Regions from separate parts of the Homo sapiens genome. Here region 1 is linked to region 2. A link is an interaction called in ENCODE POLR2A ChIA-PET data of the cell type or tissue named here. Cell type or tissue: OCI-LY7. All regions are shown on one strand. Links, peaks and the distances in the headings refer to the core of each region. The heading gives the core; the rest is flanking DNA. Region 1 overlaps LINC02129 (long intergenic non-protein coding RNA 2129). Region 2 has its middle 46 kb from the start of C16orf82.

What was found. Peaks named below come from ENCODE experiments on the same cell type or tissue, not always from the same donor. Only the 100,000 strongest peaks of a DNase experiment are listed, where the experiment ranks them.
Region 1: POLR2A ChIA-PET joins it to region 2 with 5 read pairs; 7 of 35 experiments call an interaction of 5 or more read pairs at or near these places.

Annotation. Positions count from the first base shown.
Region 1 is chr16:27,168,131-27,170,938 of GRCh38, forward strand. The region is part of intron 2 of LINC02129 (long intergenic non-protein coding RNA 2129); the gene reads right to left. Among named protein-coding and RNA genes, the nearest start is that of LINC02129, 7.1 kb to the right of the region's middle. In OCI-LY7, for the core only: CTCF peaks have their summits at 1,522 and 1,722; a DNase peak (open chromatin) is centred at 1,561; H3K4me3 peaks cover 269 bases; H3K27ac peaks cover 970 bases.
Region 2 is chr16:27,111,944-27,114,751 of GRCh38, forward strand. No RefSeq gene overlaps it. Among named protein-coding and RNA genes, the nearest start is that of C16orf82, 46 kb to the left of the region's middle. RefSeq lists an enhancer at 1,250-1,439. In OCI-LY7, for the core only: no CTCF peak of the experiment used is centred there; a DNase peak (open chromatin) is centred at 1,728; H3K4me3 peaks cover 437 bases; H3K27ac peaks cover 1,128 bases.

The sequences.
Region 1 (2,808 bases), core at 31-2,530, 56 kb after region 2:
CAGTGATGGCAAGCACAGTGGAATGATCGTGACAGGGCTGGGGGTGGTGAATGAAGTCGATCACTGAATGGTGATGTGAATGGTGATGTGAACAGGCTCATAGAGTCGGGTGGTGATGCTGACAGTGCAGGTGGAGATAGTGGCAGCAGAGAGGCAGTCATGGCAGGGGGATGGAAGGGTTGATGATGCTGATAGCGGTGGTGATGAGGGTGTCAGGAAGACGGTAGACATGGTGACATTGACAGTTTGGTGATGGCTCGGTGGTGGTGGTAGTGCCCAGGGTGATGGTTATTGTCATGGTCATAATAAAGGACGGTGGGCTGGTGATGGGCTGGTGGTGACATAATATGAAGAGGACAGTGGTGCATAGCGGCCCATGCTGAATGAGGATGGTGATAATAGGGTGGTGGTGATAGGGATGGTGACAATGGTAGGGGAAGAAAGATGAAGGAGGATGGAGAAGGGAGGGAGGGAAGAAGGATCCTGGAGCATCGGCGTCATCAGGCTATGGACAAGAGCTTAGTTCCATTTCTTACCCTTTGGTCACTAGAAGTCAAAAAGCTCATTGTCTGCCAGGACAGGGACCCTTCCCCTGCCACCACTTCGGCTGAAATGCACAATCCTGCCCTGCAACAACACCCTTCCTGGTGGGAAGATTGGCACAGACCGGGTTTCATGAATGCATACACACCCTCCCTCTCGCTATTGTCTAAACCATCAATTAAGTTCCCCGGGGAGTAAAGACAGCAGTACCGTGTGGTAGTTAAGAATCTGGGCTCTGGAGTCCTCTTCGATTTAAATTCTCAATTGTGCTGTGTGACCTTGGATGAGTTGCTTAACCTCTCTGAGCCTCAGTTCATATGTATAATGAAGCTCATAACAGCACCTGCCACCCAGGATTGTAGTGAGAAGGATGGGAGACGATGCTGCAAAACACGTGGCCCATCAGGAGTCATGGCTCAGTGCCCCATGGGGAGTCAATGATGTTGGTTACCATTGTTATCATCTACCACTGCTTTTGGAAAAGCAGGAGGGAGGCTGGGTGCGGTGGCTCATGCCTGTACTCCCAGCACTTTGGGACACTGAGATGGGTGGATCACCTGAGGTCAGGAGTTCGAGACCAGCCTGACCAATATGGTGAAACCCCATCTCTACTACAAATACAAAAATTAGCCGGGCATGGTGGCATGTGCCTGTAATCCCAGCTACTCTCTACTCAGGAAGCTGAGGTAGGAGAATCACTTGAACTCGGGAGGCAGAAGTTTCAGTGAGCTGAGATCATGCCACTGCACTCCAGCCTGGGCAACAGAGCGAGACTGTCTCAAAAAGAAAGGGAAGGGGAGGGGAGGGGAGGGGAGGGGAGGGAAGGGAAGGGAAGGGACGGGATGGGAAGGGAAGGGAAGGGGATACAATAGAATCTGATCTCCAGGATTCTGGGAGATGAGGGAGTTGGCATCAAAAGTCCCCTTTTCCCAGACTCTGCAAGCTCTTCAGTGCCATCTGTCTGTGCAAACACACTCAGCAGGTCACAAGAGGCAGGCTGCTTGCACAGCAGCCGCTGCAGAAGTTAGGCCGGAACCCCATCACAACGGGCATCAATGAGTCAAGCTGGTTTGCCTCTGGCTGGAAACAGTAGGGACAGGCTCTCCACTAGAGCAGTCTGGTGGTGTAATTTAAGTGCCCCGCTTGCATACATAGTCTCCAAATCTGATCATAGCCCTCTGGAAGTTCTGTGATCTATTGAATCATGTCGTATTCTTCCTGTACTTAAGCTTGCTGGTGTGGTTTCTGTGGTTTGCAACAAAGAATCTTGAGTGATAAAGCTGAGTTCTAGCCTGACTGATAAAGCTGAGTTCTGGCCAGGCATGGTGGCTCATGCCTGTAATCTCAGCATTTGGGAAGTCTAAGGCAGGAGGTATTGCTTGAGGCCAGTAGTTCAAGACCAGGCTGGGCAACATAGCAAGATTCTGTCTCCACAAATAAAAAAAACACAAAAATTGGCCAGGCACGGTGGTGCATGCCAGTAGTCCCAGCGACTTGGGAAGCAGAGGTGGGAAGATCACTTGAGCCTAGGAGAGCAAGGCTGTGGTGAGCTATGATCACACCACTGCGCTCCAGCCTGGGCAACAGAGTGAGATTTTGTCCACCCCAACCAAAAAAAAAAAAAAAGGCTGAGTTCTAGGGCTTCTAGTCTGTCTCCCTTGATCAGAAACTGTCCTTGTTCAAGCTGCAGTTTCATTTAGCCCTAAACCCTCTGCAAGGGGGTGGCACTGTCTGGAGAGCCTTGGTAGGCCAAGCCCCAGAGGACTGGGCAGTAGTTACTGCTTCATTCATTTTCAATCAACCAAAATGTATGGAAAGCCTGTTACGCTTCAAGTACCCCACAGTCCACTGGAAAAGTGTCACTATGGCATTCGTGTATGGTGCATGCTGTGACAGGAGCCACAGAAAGAATAGTGATAATGTGATAATGTCACCTGACACTTATTTAGTTCCTCCCATGTAATTCTAAGTACATTTGACTCTTAAACAATGCAGGTGTTGGGACACAAAATCCCCACACAGTTGAAGTCTTAGTATAACTTTTTTTCCCCAGAAATGGTGTCTCACTCTATCACCGAGGCTGGAGTGCAGTGGCACAATCCCAGCTTACTACAGCCTCCAATTCCTGGGCTCAAGGAATCCTCTAGTCTCAGCCTCCCAAGTAGCTGGAATTACAGGCTGATACCACCAACCCCGGCTAATTCTTTTTACTTTTTGTAGAGACAGGGTCTCACTTAGTTGTCCAGGTCAGTCTCAAACTCCTAG
Region 2 (2,808 bases), core at 205-2,704:
GGTCACAGCTCTATTAAAGGGGAACCAAGATTTAAACAGACAGCCTGGTTTCAGCACCCCCTGCCCTCTACAGTCTGCTGCCGGGTGGATGCTACGCTGAGGGGAAAATGTTTTAGGGAAGAGAGAGGGGGTGGGTCTGTTACCTTGAGCAAGTCACTTCCCCTCACAGAGCCTCCATTTCCTCAGGCCTGCAAAACAGGGATGAAGCGGGGTTCCTGCCTTGGCTGGATTGTTCATTTGGGGGATTGAATGAGACAATGCAAGTAACTTGCCTGCCCAGCAAGAAACCTGGATCATTGAACCAAAGGATGGATGGATGAATGAATGAATGAATGAATGAATGTCATAAATGTTAGTCCCCTTCCTTGTCCCCCAATTCTTTAACAGTAAAAAAAAGAAAGAAAAGTCTGCTAGGCTCCTGCTCTGCTCACTTTCTTGCATGCCACAAATGCTCATGTATTTCCTCCAGCTAGTCCCAAATGATGTGCACGTGATGGTGCACTTACATCCCGTCTCTAGAGCAGAGCTCCTGGGGCAGTAAAGCTCCAGTTCCAGGCTGATGTCTAATGCAAGATATCTCACCTGAGTCCTACACAGGGCTTCCTTGAATCAGACAGACCCAGGTCCAAATCCTCACGTGCACAGATGTGCTGTGTGACCTTGGGCAGATGGCTTAACTTCTCTGATGCCAGACTCCTTCAGCTGTAAGGAGGACATCTGCCACATAGGTTCTCCTAAGGACTTCATCTAAGCCCCCTTTCCCTGTGAAGTGGTGAGGGTAGGCAAAGGGAGCAAATCCAGAGGGTAAAGTCATATGCACTTTGCTGTGAGCTTCCTGAGCTTCAAGAGAGGCTGAGATTAAGCCATCCATTATTTTTCTTCCTTTTTTGTGTGTGCATCTTTTTTTTTTTTTTTCTTTTTTTGAGAGGGAGTTTTGCTCTTGTCGCCCAGGCTGGAGTGCAGTGGTGCAATCTTGGCTCACTACAACCTCTGCCTCCCGGGTTCAAGTGATTCTCCTGCCTCCGCCTCCCAAGTACCTCGGATTACAGGCACTTGCCACCATGCCCGGCTAATTTTTGTATTTTTAGCAGAGATAGGGTTTCACCGTGTTGGCCAGGCTGGTCTCGAACTCCTGACCTCAGGTGATCCACCTGCCTCCGCCTCCCAAAGTGCTGGGATTACAGGAGAGATCCACTGCGCCTGGTCCCTCGTGCTTCTTTATCACATGACCTGACTCCCTTGCACCCAATCCACCACCACCTGTCAGTTTCACCTCAGATATCAACACAAGGCCCTGCTCTCTTCTCCAGCCTTGCTGCTTCCTCCGGGCCCAAGCTCCCATCACCACCAACCCGAATAGCTCCGGCAGCCTCCACTGCCACGCACCTCCCCACCCTCCAGACAGCAGCCTGAGAGGGTAAGACAATCCAGATCAGATCCCACCCCGGCTTAAACCCAGCCATGGCTTCTCATTGACCTCAGAATAAAATGCACGCTGCCTGTTCTGACTGTGCTGCAGTTTCCGTTTGTCCTCGGGCTTCCTCTCCAGCCTTCTGCACCCGGCCCAGTACTCAGACCTGACCTGTGTCTGGAGGCTGACCTGCAGAGGCTGCATCAACCTTTGCTCTCTGCCATCTGGCTCCTGATTGACTTCAACCAATAGGAGTAAGAGGTGAAGCAGGAGGTCAGCGAGCAGGAGGAGAGAGAGGTGGGGTATTACTCCCCGGCTTCCTCTCTGCTTGGCCATGGGTGACAGCAGCTGGGTCCCTTGGGTGAGAGCTGTGGGCCACCTCCTACAGCTACCGCTCTGGCTGGGTTCCCCTAACTAACAGGGCCTTCCTGGCCCATTTAGGACTGAAGATGGTAACAAGTGCCCCACTGCTGCTGGTCCCAAAGTCCTTTGTTACCTCTTTTCAGTTTCTCTCAACCTGATCCACACCTCCATAAAGAGGGAGGCTGAGGCAAGAGGATCACCTGAGCCTAGGAGGTCGAGGCTGCAGTGAGCCGTGATCGCACCACTGCACTCCAGCCTGGGCAACAGAGTGAGACCCTGTCTCAAAAAAAACAAAAAGAGTCCTTTCATTCTTTCACTAAACTTTCACCAATGACCCCACCCCTTGAGTGTGCTGTCTGTATCCTGCCTGCACGGTAACTGGCAATAAGACCCTCATGCTCTAGCCCCTGCCCAGCTCCCAACCCCCTCACACAACTCTTCCAGCTCCTTTGCTATGCTCTGGCCATACCTGGCTCCTTTCTGTCCCTCAGCTGCACCAAGCCTGTGGCCTCGTTAGTGCCACATATTTTCTGTTCCATCTACCTTGGGACACTGTTCCCAGATCTTTATGCAGCTGGTCTCAGCCCAAATGTCACTCTTCAGGGAGGCTTTCCCTGACCACCTGTCACACACACTCATCCATATCCTTCACTTGACTGATAACCAATCCAGAATTAACCTCTTCAGTTCTTTGTGGGTTTGTTTCTGTTTATACCTATAGCAATGTTGATTCTGGCCAAGCATCATGGTGGCTCACATCTATAATCCCAGTGCTTCGGGAGGCTTAGGCAGAAGGATTGCTTGAGCCCAGGAGTTTGAGACCAGTCTGGGCAATATAGCACAACCCCATCTCTACAACAATACAAAAAAAAAAAAAAAAGATTAGCCAGGCATGGTGGTGTGTGCCTGTAGTCCCAGCTGCATGGGAGGTTGAGGTGGGAGGATTGTTTGAGCCCAGGAGCTGGAGGCTACAGTGAGCTATGATCTCACCACTGTATTCCCAGCCTGGGTAACAGAGTGAGATCTTGTCTTTT